2 separate regions of the Homo sapiens genome follow, and region 2 is linked to region 1. The links are chromatin loops, found by intact Hi-C in ENCODE. Cell type or tissue: tibial artery. All regions are shown on one strand.

Evidence for each region. Hi-C counts contacts between places; a loop is a spot of excess contacts. Peaks named below come from ENCODE experiments on the same cell type or tissue, not always from the same donor. Only the 100,000 strongest peaks of a DNase experiment are listed, where the experiment ranks them.
Region 2: it touches region 1 in a loop (5-fold over the local background); 50 of 110 quality-filtered maps call a loop at or near these places.

The regions. Positions count from the first base shown.
Region 1 is chr11:78,146,276-78,154,275 of GRCh38, reverse strand. It overlaps KCTD21-AS1 (KCTD21 antisense RNA 1), which reads right to left. Exons shown (of 3, transcript NR_102281.1): 2 at 5,183-5,299. Among named protein-coding and RNA genes, the nearest start is that of KCTD21-AS1, 10 kb to the right of the region's middle. In tibial artery, a CTCF peak has its summit at 4,360 (motif pointing left); no DNase peak of the experiment used is centred here; H3K27ac peaks cover 1,708 bases.
Region 2 is chr11:78,547,688-78,555,687 of GRCh38, reverse strand. All of the region lies in intron 5 of NARS2 (asparaginyl-tRNA synthetase 2, mitochondrial), which reads left to right. NARS2-AS1 (NARS2 antisense RNA 1) reads right to left here. Exons shown (of 4, transcript NR_120566.1): 3 at 319-473. Among named protein-coding and RNA genes, the nearest start is that of NARS2-AS1, 19 kb to the right of the region's middle. In tibial artery, no CTCF peak of the experiment used is centred here; no DNase peak of the experiment used is centred here.

The DNA of each region.
Region 1 (8,000 bases):
ATGCCATATTCCTATGGTTAGAATAGGCTAGGGAATATCACAAACCTGGGCTCAAATCCCAACTCTACCAATTTCTAGAATGTGACCTTAGGTAAGTTGTCATGTCTCTCTGAAACTGTAATTTTCCCTATCTATAAAGTGGGCATAATATTTATATCTACCTCTTAAGATTGTTGTGAAAATTAAGAGTTCATCCATGGAAAGAATTTAGCACAATACTCTGAGTAAGTGCTGGGTAAATGTTTCTATTATTACGTTTCCCAGAAAAGCTGAGTCCCCCAGGTATGATTTGGAAGGAGAGGAAGAGCCTGTTTCTGGCTTCTAACTGGAGCCTATGCTTCCCAGCCTGTCAGAATGGCCACCAGCAGGCTGTAACCTTTTGATTTGGAAGGAGAAAGAGAAGAGTGAGAGGGGAGATATATGTAGCTAAGCAACGGATGGGGGAAAAAAAGCCAGCTAGTAAGAAATTCTAGGTGGTAGTGTTGGCCAATTAATAATAATAATAGGCCAGGCATGGTGGCTCACACCTGTAATCCCAGCACTTTGGGAGGCCAAAGTGTGCGGATTGTTTGAGCCCAGGACTCAAGACCAGCCTGGGTAACATGGTGAAACCCTGTCTCTACAAATATACAAAAATTAGCTGGGTGTGGTGGCATGCACCTGTAGTCCCAGCTACTTGGGAGGCTGAGGTGGGAGGATCACTTAAGCGTGGGAGGTTGAGGCTGCAGCAAGCCATGATCTCACCATTGCACTCCAGCCTGGGCAACAGAGTGAGACCCCATCTCAAAAAATAACAATAAAATAATAATAGCTAACAGTTACATTCTGCTTACTATGTGCCAGGCAATTCTAGGTGTTTTCCATATAATAACTCAATTACCAAAACAATACTGTGAGATATATAATTTTTCTCATTTTATAGATTAAAGAAATTGAATCACAGATAGATTAAACCACTTGCCCAACATCCAACAGCTAGTGACTGGTAGAGCCAAGATTCAAAACCCCAATGATCTGGCTCCTAAATCTTTGTTCTTAATGACTATGTAGTACCATGGAGGACAATTTGGGGAATTCAAAAAACTCAGGATTCAAGGAAATCATCCAAAGCGGGAGTCAGGATTTCTGTAGAAAAATGTCCTATCACAGTACTATTTCTTGAACACCTACTGTGTGTCAACAGCTGTTTTGGTGTTTACACATACCATTTAATCCTCACAAAACCCGTAAGTGATAAGAACTGTCACCCCCATTATTTATTTATTTATTTATTTATTGACAGGGAGTCTCGCTCCGTCACCCAGGCTGGAGTGAAGTGGCACAATCTCGGCTGACTGCAACCTCCATCTCCTGGGTTCAAGTGATTCTCCCGCCTCAGCCTCTCGAGTAGCTGGGACTACAAGTGCCCGCCACCACGCCTGGCTAATGTTTGTATTTTTAGTGCAGACGGGTTTTGCATTGTGGGCCAGGATGAGTCTTGAACTCCTCACCTCAGATGATCCACCCACCTCAGCCTCCCAAAGTGCTGGAATTACAGGTGTGAGGCACCGCATGCAGCCCCCCATTTTTAGATGATGAATTTGAATGATGAAAGCCAAGTGATAAAATGACTTCTAGCCCAAATGCATTTCACATTGGTTCTATGCATTCACGGACCCACCCTGTGGTTAATTCCCCAGTTTCTGGAAGTAGAGATCAGCAGATATATATTTAGCAGATATTAGAATTCTTGTGTTGTTTTTCTGACCTGAGGAGTAAGAATCTTTTTTTTTTTTGAGACAGAGTCTTGTTCTGTCACCCAGGCTGGAGTACAATGGCTTGATCCCGGCTCACTGCAACCTCCACCTCCTGGGTTCAAGCGATTCCCCTGCCTCAGCCTCCTGAGTAGCTGGAATTACAGGCATGCCACCACCACACACGGCTAATTTTTGTAGTCTCTAATGTTAGTAGAGATGGGGTTTCACCACATTGGCCAGGCTGATCTCGAACTCCTGACCTCAAGTGATCCGCCCGCCTCGGCCTCCCAAAGTGCTGGAATTACAGGCGTGAGCCACCACATCCAGCCGAGTAAGAGTCTGTAGTAGAAAGGGCCAAGTGGAAGCCCCTGAAGTTACCCAGACACTTCACTGCCCCCATCAGTAGAAGCAATATTGCATCCCAGAAAGAACTGCAGAGATTAACACCATCAGAACAGACTTAGAGGACACAAGCCTGTTTATGCCCATTATATCTCTATTCAGATCACCTCTATGGCTTCTGCAATAAAACAGACCCTGGCAGATGATGGTGGAATGTTCTGGTAAGGCTCAGTTAAGTGTCAGCTCAGGAACAAATCCAGTGGTAATGATGAACAGGCTATTTGTAGTAATCATGATCATATCAAGGGTAAGGCAATCATAAGGACTTCAGGGACAGTCATAGTCCCACCACCAAGCAAGAAATCCAGGCCAGCCAAAGTGCTAGATGAGAATAAGAGAAATCTAGATTGAGTGGTAGAAGAAGCAGATAATGAATATCAATTACAGCTTTGGGATCAACTGTAGCAGCAAGTGTTATAACTTGTTTCACTAATTTGCTTGGATTATCAAGTGTTTGCAGAGAACGCAGCCAACTGCCATACTGAAGACGACCGTATGACAAATTAAATTTACACAAGGGCATTTTAAGTGGGCTTGAATGGTGCAAGGGTTGGACTCTGTCAAACACCTCTCATGTCCCACTTCATATCTTGTCAGTCTCACCTCTTATTCCAGCCATTGTGCAGCAGTGACCATCTTCATGAAGATGTAACCTGAAAATGCCTGGCCTCAGGCCCGTCTCATGTCTTTCATTTTCTGCCTTCCAGTCTCTTTGAGCTGCCATGCCTGATGTCTGTGGGAGTCCACTTAGCACTCATTTACAGGAAACATAAATGTTCCCTAGGGCCAGTCTTGACCAATGGGAGAGGGAAACTGATGGATAACCTTTTCTCCCTCTCTTCCCCTGAGCAAGACAGTCCTTAAATGCATCCTATATGGTCTCTCAGAAGGTCTCCCATGCTTGAGTAATCAGTTGTCCTCAGTAGTAGTTAATATCTTATCCTTATATTTGCACTCCCTATTTCATTTTCTGCAAGCATAGCTCCTGCTTCCTGAGATCAGCACAGCAAATTAAACTACTCACACATAAGCCTTTGTCTCAGGCCCTGCTTTGGGGAGAATATAGGCTAAGACAAATGCTTTAAGGCCATAAACAGAATTGAGAGGGTATTTCAGACTTCTGCCTTCAGGGACTGGGGGTTGGAGTCAAAAGTTTTTCTCTATTGTGCTCCAAGGTTAAATAAACAATGCTGTTGGTCATAAAATGTCATCCACATTTTCTTCCTGTGAAATAGGGTCACTTGATGATAATCAGCAGTCCCTTTGCTCTTAGAACATTTTGCTTTCATCCTTCTCCTGGTTGATATTAATGGTCTTTATAAAATTGATATTGATATGATCTGATGCTGATAAAGAGGAATTTGGGCTGGGCACAGTAGCTCATGACTGTAATCTCAGCACTTTGGGAGGCCGAGGCGGGCAGATTGCTTGAGCCCAGGAGTTTGAGACCAGCCTGGGCAACATGGCGAAACCTCAGTTCTACAAAAAATACAAAAATTAGCCAGGTGTGGTGGTGCACCTATAGTCCTAGCTACTCCGGAGGCTGAGGTGGGAGGATGATTTAAGCCTGTGAGGTCAAGGCTGCAGTGAGCTGTGCCCACTGCACTTTGGCCTGGGCAACAGAGTGAGACTCTGTCTGCCCCTACCCTCCCACTCCACCAAAAAATAAAAACAAAAAGAGAGAGTGGGATTCAAATACCAAGGTGCACCTCAATGAAGTCTAGATTCCTCTGGGCTTCTGATCAGTGCACCACAAAATTCTGAACACTCATGAAGACAAGATAGGAGGCTAGGTGCAGTGGCTCACGCCTGTAATCCCAGCACTTTGGGATACCAAAGGGGGAGGATCACTTGAGGTCAGGAGTTCCAGACCAGCCTGACCAATAGAGAAACCTTGTCTCTACTAAAAATACAAAAATTAGCCAGGCGTTGGGGCGGAAGCCTATAATCCCAGCTACTGGGAAGAATGAGGCAGGAGAATCGCTTGGGCCCAGAAGGAGGAGATTGCAGTGAGCCGAGATCATGCCACTGCACTCCAGCCTGGGAGACAGAGCGAGACTCCATCTCAAAAAAAAAAAAAAAGACAAGATAGGAGACTCCACAGCAAACACTTCCAAGTCATGGGCAAAGGTCTGGTGGCTAAATAGGGGAAGACATTTTTTTCTTTTCCTTATTTAGTCTCTCCTCAGAACACAAATTGGGAGCTTGAAGAAAGAAATAGTGTAATGGTTATAGATGCAGATGCTGCCATCTGATGGGCTGGGTTGAATCCTGGCTGCATCACTTACCAGCAGTGAGTACCCGAGTGAGTTCCTTAACTCTCCAGTGCTCTATTTCCTCACAATGTTTACATAAATGAGATGACTTATGTATCACACTTCACCCAGTGTTTGGTATCTAGTAAGTGTATGCTATTAATAATAATTGAATCATTGCTACTATTCATATCCTAGTTCACATGGAGCTTGGCAACAATGAAATCTAAGGTTCTGTGTGTTATACCTGTTTTTTTTTTTTCCATATTTTAAGTTACCTCATAACCCTTAAAAGCAAAGATTACTGAAATGTGTGTCCTGGCCCCGCCCCAATAACAAAATATAGGAAAGGAGCTGTGGGACACCCTTTGGCACTCAAATTAAGATCTTAGTTTTCCAGCCTAGCCAACATGGTGAAACCCTGTCTCTAAAAAAATACAAAAATTAGCTGGGCATGGTGGCACGCGCCTGTAATCCCAGCTACTTGGGAGGCTGAGACGGGAGGATCACTTGAACCTGGAAAGTGGAGGTTGCAGTGAGCCAAGATTGCGCCACTGCACTCCAGCCTGGTTGACAGAGCGAGACTGTCTCTGGGGGAGCAGGGAGGCGGGAAGAAAGATCTTAGTTGTTGTGCCAGGTGCGGTGGCTCACGCCTATAATCCAAGAACTTTTGGAGGCCGAGGTGGGCAGATCACTTGAGATCAGGAGTTTAAGACCAGCCTGGCCAAAATGGTGAAACCCCATCTCTACTAAAAATACAAAAAATTAGCCAGGCATGGTGGTACGCACCTGTAATCCAGCTACTTGGGAGGCTGAGGCAGGAGAATCACTTGAACCCAGGAGGCGGAGGTTGCAGCGAGCGGAGATCGTGCCACTGAACTCCAGCCTGGGATACAGAGCGAGACCCTGTCTCAAAAAAAAAAAAAAGATCTTAGATGTTGGCTAGGCATAGTGGCTCACACTTGTAATCCCAGCACTTTGGGAGGCCAAGGAGGGAAGATTGCTTGAGGTTGGCAGTTCAAGACCAGCCTGGGCAACATGGCAAGACCCATCTCTACAAAAAAAATTTTTTTAATTAGCCAGGTGTGGTGGCACGTAACTGTGGTCCCAGCTACTCAGGAGACTGAGATGGGAGGATCACCTGAGAACAGGAGTTTGAGGCTGCAGTGAGCTATGATCACACCACTGCACTTACATACATACATACATACTTACATTAGTTATTGACACAGAGGCTTAGTGATATCAATGAGCTAAGAACGAATGAAAACTGATCAGTTACTCCTTGGAAATCCTGGCCTCTGAGGACTCATGGTAGATAGCTCCAGTGAAGGCCTCAAACAGTGAAAAAGCAACTATGACCAAAGCCTTGCTACGAATACTACACGGGGAGCCAAGATCACGCCACTGCACTCCAGCCTGGGCAACAGAGTGAGACCCTGTCTTAAAAAAAACACAAATACTACATGGGGTTTCTACTTCCTTCAGAAAGCCTATACAAAGTTTCGGAAAATTTCAGACACAATAAACCTGGTTAAGGAAGAGGGTGTGTGTGTATGCATGCAAGTGAATGCAGGTACACGCATTCACACACACAAACACATAGACACACACTCCTGCGTGAGGGCTGGGCATGGGAAAAGATTGATGGGATTTCATTCGTAAATTGGGAGGAGAATGAAAGAGCTTATTCAATGTGCAGTTGTAACAGGCATTAAAGGAAGGCAAGGAATGCAATGGTGTGGCTGAACAAGAATCATGAGCTAGAACAATTCCAGGTGGGCCCTCTGCTTTGAAAGCACTTTTTAACCAGGCAGGTGGATTTTAATAATAAGCTACCCAGCAGGCCAGCCAGGTCCCAGCATGAAGCATCAGGTGGCAAGCAGGTGACGATTAGAATGAGGTGTGGTTGGCAGAACAAAAAGGAATAACAAGAAGCCTCCTTCTCATTTTTCACCTGAGGTACAGAGAGGAAAAGTGACCTGCCCATGATTACACGCAACTGAGAGGCAAAACTGGGACTAGAATTAGGACTAGAACTTCTGTCAGCTTCTTCTTTTGCAGGGCAAAGATCCCTGGGAACCATCAGGTCAATTAATGTCAACTGATTCATTCTTTTTTTTTTTTTTTTGACACGAAATTTCGCTCTTGTTGCCCAGGCTGGAGTGCAATGGCGCGATCTCAGCTCACTACAACCTCTGCTTCCCGGGTTCAAGTGATTCTCCTGCCTCAGCCTGCCAAGTAGCTGAGATTACAGGCACCCACCACCATGCCTGGCTAATTTTTTGTATTTTTAGTAGAGTTGGGGTTTTACCATGTTGGCCAGACTAGTCTCAAACTCCTGACCTCAGGTGATCCGCCCGCCTCGGCCTCCCAAAGTGCTGGGATTATAGGCGTGAGCCACCACGCCTAGCTGATTCATTATTTTATTCAGTATTTTTTAATCAATCATTCTCATTTATCACAAATTCATTTATTCAACAAATGTTACTGAAGGCCTACTATATTCCAAGCTCTGTGCAGGGATCTGGGACAACCAACTCAGACCAGACCTGATTCAGACCCATGGGGTGAGGCACACTCTGTTATAGACTGAATGTTTGAGCCCCCTACCCCAGTTGATATGTTGAAATCTTAACCTTCAATGTGATGGTATAGGGAGGTGGGGGCCTGTCTAAAGTAATTAGGTTATGAGGGTTGAGCCCTCATGAGTAGAATTAGTGCCCTTATAAAAGACAGCCCACTGGCTGGGAGCGGTGGCTCACACCTGTAATCTCAGCACTTTGGGAGGCTGAAGCAGGTGGATTGCTTGAGGTCAGGGGTTCAAGACCAGCCTGACCAACACAGTGAAACTCCATCTCTACTAAAAATACAAAAATGACCCAGGCATGGTGGCTGGCACCTGTAATCCCAGCTACTTGGGAGGTTAAAGCAGGAGAATCACTTGAACCCTGGTGGCAGAGGTTGCAGTGAGCAGAGATCATGCCACTGCATTCTAGCCTGGGTGACACAGTGAGTCTCTGTCTCAAAAATAAATAAATAAGTAAATAAAAATGAAAGAGAGCCCAGAAAGCGCTCTCACTCTCTTTCCACCATGTGAGGATACAAGAAGTTGGCAGTCTGCAACCTGGAAGACAGCCCTCACCAGACCCGCTTCCTGGACCTGGATCTCAGACTTCCAGCCTCCAGAACTGTGAGGAATAAATGTCTGTTTGTCTGTTGTTTATAAGACACTCAGTCTGTGGTACTTCGGTATAGCAGCCTGAACTAAGACATGCTTATAAACATACAAGATGACTGGAAAATTATTATCCTGTTGGTCCAAGAACTCCTCTTGGGAAAGGAATTGTCTTCTTTGGAATAACACCTTCATAAGGTCTTGGGTAGAAGGAGAGGCCAAGAACAGAAAGCGCCCTGGAACTACTCTACACAAGAAAGGCTTTCGAAGAGGTTTGTTGTTTCAGAGAGTGAGGGAAGATCAGAAAAATGGGGAGACTGAAACTGCACCAGGAAAGGGCAACAGGGGGACACCACATGGCCAAAGAGTCAAAGAGGACCAGGGAGGGCCAGCCTGATGCCTTGAGATTTAAAGGATTTGCTGTGTGTG
Region 2 (8,000 bases), 400 kb before region 1:
TGAACTGAAGGAAGCTGAGACACAAAAAAACATTCAAAATATCAGCAAATCCAGGAGTTAGTTTTTTGAAAAAATTGATGATAGGCCACCAGCTAGACTAATTAGGAAGAGAGAAGATCAAATAAACACAATTGGAAATGACAAAGGGAATGTTACTACTGACTCCAGAGTAGTAAACAACCATCAGAAACTACTACGAACACCTCTAAATTGCTGGAAACATACACCCTCTGAAGACTGAGCCAGGAAAACATTGATTCTCTGAACAGACCAATAACAAAACTCTAAAACTGAATAAATAATAAATAGTCTACCAACCAAAAAAGCCCAGGACCTGATGGATTCATAGCTGAGTTCTACCAGATGTACAATGAAGAGCTGGTGCCATTCCAACAGTAACTTCCAAAAAATTATGGAGGGGGAACTTCTCCTCAACTCATTCTGTGAGGCCAGCATCATCTTGATACCAAAACCTGGGAGAGACACAACAAAAAAAGAAAATATCAAGCTAGTAACCTTGATGAACATTGATGCAGAAATCCTCAACAAAATACTTGCAAACTGAATCCAGCAGCACATCAGAAATTTAATCCACCATGAAGTAGGCTTCATTGCTGGGATGCAAGGTTGCTTCAGCATACAAAAATCAATCACAGTGATTCATCACATAAATAGAACTAATGCAGAAAAGGCTTTTGATATAATTCAACATCTCATGTTAAAAACTCTCAATAAACTAGATATTGAAGGAACATACCTGTAAATAATAAGAGCCATCTATGACAAACCCACAGCCAACATTATACCAAATGGGCAAAAGCTGGAAGCATTCCCCTTGGAAACCAGCAGAAGACTATAGGATGCCCTCACCACTTCTCTTCAACATAGTATTGGAAGTCCTAGCCACAGCAGTCAGGCAAGATAAATAAAGGACATCTAAATAGGAAGAGAGGAAGTCAAACTATGTCTGTTTGCAGACAACATGATTCTATATCTAGAGAATGCCATAGCCTCAGCCCAAAAGCTCCTTCAGCTGATAAATAACTTGAGCAAAGTTGCAGGATACAAAATCAGTATACAAAAATCACTAACATTCCTATACACCAACAACAACCAAACTGAGAGCCAAAGCAGAAAGTCAGTCCCATTCACAGTTGACACACACACACACACACACACGCACACACGCCTAGGAATACAGCTAACCAGGGAGGTGAAAGAGCTCTACATGAGAATTATAAAACACTGCTCAAAGAAATCAGAGAAGATACAAACAAATGGAAAAATATCCCATGCTCATGGGTAGGAAGAATCAATATCATTAAAATGGCTATACTACCCAAAGCAAATTACAGATTCAATGTTGTTCATATCAAACTATCAACAACATTCCTCACAGAACTAGAAAAAATTATTTTAACATTTATATGGAACAGAGCCCAGATAGCCAAGATAGCCCAGATAGCCAAGAGCCCAGATAGCCAAGGCAATCCTAAGCAAAAAGAACAAAGCTGGAAGAATCATGTTACCCAACTATACTACAAGGCTCCACTCCCAAAACAGTGTGGTACTGGTACAAAAACAGGCACATAGACCAATGGAACAAAATAAAGAGTCCAGAAATAAGGCCGCACATCTATGACAATCTGATCCTCCCCAAAGCTGACAAAAACAAGCAATGAGGAAAAGACTCCCTATTTAATAAATGGTGCTGGGACAACTGGCTAGCCGTATGCAGACGATTGAAGCTGGACCTCTTCCTTACATCATGTACAAAAATCAACTCAAGATGGATTAAAGAGGCTTAAATGTAAAACCCAAAACTGTAAAAACCCTGGAAGACAACCTAGGCAATACCATCCTGGCAGAGATTTCATGACAGACATCAAAAGCAATTACAACAAAAGCAAAAATTGACAAATTGGATCTAATTAAACTTAAGAGCTTCTGCATAGCAAAAGAAACTGTCAGCAGAATAAACAGCCTACAGAATGGAAGAAAATATTTGCAAATTATGCATCTGATAAAGGTCTAATATCCAGGATCTATAAGGAACTTACTTAGAAGAGAAAAACAACCCCATTAAAAAGTGGGCAAATGGCTAGGCATGGTGGTTCATGCCTATAATCCCAGCACTTTGGGAGGCCGAGTTGGATGGATCACTTGAGGTCAGGAGTTCGAGACCAGCCTGGCCAACATGGTGAAACCCTTTCTCTACTAAAAATACAAACATTAGCCGGGCATGGTGGCACATGCCTGTAATCCCAGCTACTCAGGAGGCTGAGGCAGAAGAATCGCTTGAACCCGGGAGGTGCAGGTTGCAGTGAGCTGAAATCATGCCACTGCACTCTAGCCTAGGTAACAGAGCGAGATTTTGTCTCAAAAAAGAAAAAAAAAGGGGGGGTGCAAAGGACATGAACAGACACTTGTTAGAAGACATGCTTGAGGCCAACAAGCATATGAAAAAAAGCTCAATATCACTGATCATTAGAGAAATGCAAATCAAAACCACAATGAGATACCATCTCACACCAGTCAGTGGCGATAATTAAAAAATAAAAAAATAACAGTGCTGGCCAGGTTACAGAGAAAAGGGAAACCCTTATATGCTGTTGGAGGGAGTATAAATTAGCTCAACCATTGTGGAAAGCAGTATGGTGATTTCTGAAAGAGCTAAAAGCAGAACTACCATTTGACCTGGCAGTCCCATTACTGGGTATATACCCGGAGGAATATAAAGCATTTTATCATTGTGAAGCCCAAATATTGTGAACTCCAAAATTGACAAGTCTCAGTCAATTTAGGAAGTTGATTTTCCCAAAGTTGAGGATGCGTGCCTGTGACACAGCCTCAGGAGGCCCTGATGACATGTGCCCAAGGTGGTCCGAGTGCAGCTTGGTTTTATACATTTTAGGGAGACATGAGACATCAATCCATATACGTAAGATGAACATTGGTTCGATCCAGAAAGATGGGAGAACTCGAAGTGGGGAGGGGGCTTCCAGGTCATAGGTAGATAAGAGACTAGTGGTTGCATTCTTACTGAGTTTCTGATTAGCCTCACCAAAGGAGGCAATCAAATATGCATTTATCTCAGTGAGCAGAGGGATGACTTTGAATAGAATGAGAGGAAGTTTGCCCAAGCAGTTCCCGGCTTGACTTTTCCCTTTAGCTTAGTGATTTTGGGGCCCAAGATGCATTTTCCTTTCACACCATAAAGACACATGCACGTGAATGTTCATTGCCTCACTGTTCACAATAGCAAAGATACGGAGTCAACCTAAGTGCCCATCAGTGACAGACTGGATAAAGAAAATATGGTACACATACACCGTAGAATATTATGCAGCCATAAAAAGGAATGAGATCATGTCTTGGGGGAACGTGGATGGAACTGGAGGCTATCATCCTTAGCAAACTAATGCAGGAACAGAAAACTAAATACCGCATGTTCTCACTTGTAAGTGGGAGCTAAATGATAAGAACTTATGAACACAAAGAAAGAAACAACAGACACTGGTGTCTTCCTGAGGGGGGAGGATGGGAGGAGGGAGAAGAGCGGAAAAGATAACTGTTGGGTACTGAGCTTAATACCTGGGTTATGTAATATGTACAACAAACTCCCATGACACGTGTTTATGTAACAGACCTTCACATGTATCCCCAAACCTAAAATATAAAATGAATGTAGGGGTTTTTATTAGACTCTGGGTGGAGAGATACATGAGAAGGTTCGTATTGGTGAATCATAGGAAATAAAGTTGGATAGCTTTAGGAATGAGATGGAGCAGGGTTGTTTTTGGTGGGTTTTTTTTGTTTGTTTTTTGTTTTTTTTTGAGACAAAGTCTCGCTCTTGTTCCCCAGGCTGGAGTACAATGGCGCAATCTTGGCTCACTGCAACCTCCACCTCCCAGGTTAAAGCAATTCTCCTGCCTCAGCCTCCCAAATAGCTGGGATTACAGGCGCCTGCCACCACGCCCGGCTAATTTTTGTATTTTTAGTAGAGACGGGATTTCACCATCTTGACCAGGCTGGTCTCAAACTCCTGACCTCAGGTGATCCGTCCGCCTTGGCCTCCCAAAGTGCTGGGATTACAGGCATGAGCCACCGCGCCCAGCCTGGAGCAGGGTTTTTAAAAAACTATTTTATTGGAACATATCTCACATACCATAAAATATGAAAGTGTAGTCATGTGCCGCATAGCAACATTGCAGTCAGTGACACATCACATATACCATGGTGATCCCATAAGATTATAATACTGTATTTTTACTGTACCAATTCCATATTTAGATATGTTTACATACACACACGCTTACCATTGTGTTACAATTGCCAAAGTATTCAGTAGTATCAGTAACATGTTATACAGGTTTGTAGCCTGGGGGTAGTAGGCTATACCCCGTCTGTGTAAATAGACTCCGTGATGTTCGCACAACAGTGAAATTACCTAGTGATGCATTTCTCAGAACGTGTCTGCCTCAGGCTATGCACAACTGTATAAAGTTGCATGGTTTTCAGTATGTTCTCAGGGTTGTACAGCCAATCACCACGGTCTAATTTGAGGACATTTTTATCACCCCAAAAATAAACTGTACCCAGTAGCAGCCCCTTGCCATTCCCACCCTTAGCTCTAGGTAACCACAAATCTGCTTTCTGTGGATTTGCCTCTTCTGAAACTTTTCATATAAATGGAATCGTACAATGTATGGTCTTTTGTGTTTGGCTTCTTTCACTTATAAAGTATTGTAGTATGTATCAGTACTTCATTCCTTTTTATATCAAGCTGGTCCCTTTTGTGGATGTATCATGTTTTGTTTATTGATTTATCACTTGATGGACATTCGTATTGTTTCTACATAACCTTTAACCTGTTTCACTATGAAAAATGCTGCTATGAACATTTTTGAAAAGTTTTTGTGTGGATGAATTTATGATTTAATTTCTCTTGGGTAGAATTTCTGGGTCATGTTGTAAACCTTAAGTTCAACATTTTTAAAAACTGCCAAGCTATTTTTCGGAGTGGCCGCAGCATTTTGAGGCTTCTCCTTTCCCTGCATCCTAGCCTACATTTGTTATTTTCAGTTTCTTTGATTATAATCATACTAATGGGTGTAAAGTGGCATATTATTGTGGCTTTGATTTGCATTTTCCTAATGACTATCAAAAGACAAAATTACAACAAATTTTTTAAAATTTAAATTTCTTCATTTAACAATTCTAGAATGGGCTAACGCTTCATTCTGTAAAATAGAATGTATTCTGATGAGCTGACCTGAGGTTTTATAGACAGAAAATGACTGAAGGAAATATAAACAAAGAACAAGAAGTGTATTGGTCACTTTAAAGTTACTTTCCTTGTAAGGCGCAAGGTGGGAACAGTGAAACAGAACAATAGAAAGTAACTGATTGGTTAACATTAGGTCACTTCAGGTTACATTTTGTTGGAAGGATTAAAGGTCGAGGGAACTTTGTTATCATGCTGATTAAAAGTGGCCTGCTTGAGAAATTCAGCCATCTCCCTCTCCTGATTTCTAGGAATGCCAGATAACTCAGTTTCAGTTTGATGGTATGGAACTTTAGTGTGAGTGACTCCATTACTGCACTATGCCTAGTGCAGTAGCTTAGCCCAAAACAATGCCTTATTTAACATGACTAAGGATGTTGGACGTCTTTTATGTACATATTGACCATTTATTTCTCTTCTTTGGAAAAATGTCTATTTAAGTCTTTTGCCTTAAAAGACTTTAATTGGGTTGTCTTTTTGTTGTTGGGCCTGTAGGAGGTATTTTATATATTCTAGATACAAGTCTTGCCCCTCTCCTCCCTCCCACCCCCTACCAGTGTGAAGCCTCTGATGCTGCCACTCAGGGGGAATAGCCTTGAGTATGCCCACAATAAGGATGGCACTGGTTTTGGTAGAGCTTTCTTTGGCTGTCTTTTCCCCTGACCACACCCACCTCTTAAGCTCCATTACTTGCAGACTGATTGTGCTATTGTTTTCAAAGTCTGGGGCATAAATTGTTTCACAAACTGATCCAATCAAATTTATACTCCTTTGTGGACATAGTTTTCAAGGGCAGCGTTTGAGTTTGTTCTGACCCCAAAAAGGCTCTTCCCAGCTGTTTCTGTTTCTTTCCAGCATACTAGGAAATCTACAGTTTAGCCTTTATCACCAGTGACTCTTTCAATCTGCCTTTCATCACAACCACCACTATTCTGGAGAGCACCGTTCAGTTTGGACTTTTACATACTTTGTTGCAATGAAGTCAGTTCCTTTGGGTAAAGATTTGGAGCTCTGTTTTATGGCCTGCTTCTTTGCCCAGTCAGTGTTGGAGTCAGGCTCCAGTGCTGGCGGAAGGGACAATGGATCATTCTCACTACAAGACCTCCTGATTTAGGAGCTGAGTGTTCAGTGGAGCAAGAGGCAGCAGCCCAGGTTTCTTGGCTTGTCTCTCCTGGCATGGAACCCCCACCCCAGGATCTGGGGCAAAAGCTGTCAGGACCCTAGTGTTCTCAGCAGCACCATGCCCAAGGTGGAGCCTCCATCCCCCAAGTGGGACTGGGGCTGAGGAAGGGAGGCTCCACCTCTCAGCCACACTTGCCCAGAACTTAGCCTCAGCTACAGGTGGCTGTGAGAAAGGGGAGAAATGCCTGCATGCTGCCCCTCTTGCTAGAGCCCTGTGATCTTGGCTCTAATTGGGGGGTAGAGTTTCTGTCTTGCCAAGCTGTGAGGGGAAAGGAGGAAGAGGGCTCTGTTTCAGACATTACAGACTCTCCTTGTCCTCACCGAGCTTTAGTAGATTTTTTTGAATAGATGTTTCTTCATTTGCTGTATACCCTTAAGACGATTTCTAGAGACTTTAAATGGTTGGATTAAAAAAAAATTTTTTTTTAAATAACATTTACGCATTTCACTGAGGAATGGGTCTGAGGAGCTCCCCACACTGTCATGTCAGAAGGGAGGAGGAAAAACAGGTTAGCCACCTCTTGGCTACTTTTTACCACCACGATCCTCAATTTCCTCTCTTGTAAAATGTGAAGAACACTATTCTTATCGGTTGTAAGGATTAGTGAAATGACATATATGAAAACTTCATATTGCTAATCCAAAATAGGTAAAACAGTGTGCAGAAGCAGGCTGATGTAAGCACTAGCATTTCTCTTCTCTAAACTGTTGTGCATTCTAGAAATGGTAACACAAAGTTACTAGACCTCAGAAATTCTGGTGCTTATACATTTTTATGACTAAGTTGTTTATGGCACACATCATTTTGGTTGTGCTAGATGGTTTCACTTTTTGATTACTCTTACCTATTTTCTTTTAAACGTTTTTAGATGGTATGTGGGCTAACCCAGGTCAAACCTCTTCTCAAAACAACTTTTTTCTAGCTAATATTAATACCTCCCTTGTTCCAACTCCTGTTAAACTTGTATTCAGTTGCTATAGCTGGTTTTATTTTTTGTTTTTGAGTCACAGTTTTGCTGTCACCCAGGCTGGAGTGCATGCACTTGCACTGTCATCGCTCAGTGCAACGTCCAACTCCTGGGCTCAAGCAGTCCTCCCACCTCAGCCTCCTGTGTAGCTGGGACTGCAGGCACACACCACCACACCTGGCTAATTTAATTTTTAGTAGAGACAAGGTCATTATGTTGCCTAGGCTGGTCTCAAACTCTTGGACTCAAGCGATCCTCCAATCTCAGCCTGCCAAAATGCTGGAATTACAGGCGTGAACCACCGTGCCTGGCCTACTATAGCCTGTTTTAACATTCAGTTGTTCATCAATGATTTCTTACTTACCAGTTTTGGTTCCCTGTGTAGATGGTAAGTTCCTTTTAGGGAAGACCTGTGTCCTCCACACTACCTGGAACACTTAAATACTTATTATTATTTTCTAACGGCAATTTTAGTTTTGTAGAACTTTCAGCCTTAAGACTAGTCTAGTCATACGTTCATAAATAACATAATGATGTTCATGATTATTAGCTACCACACCCAG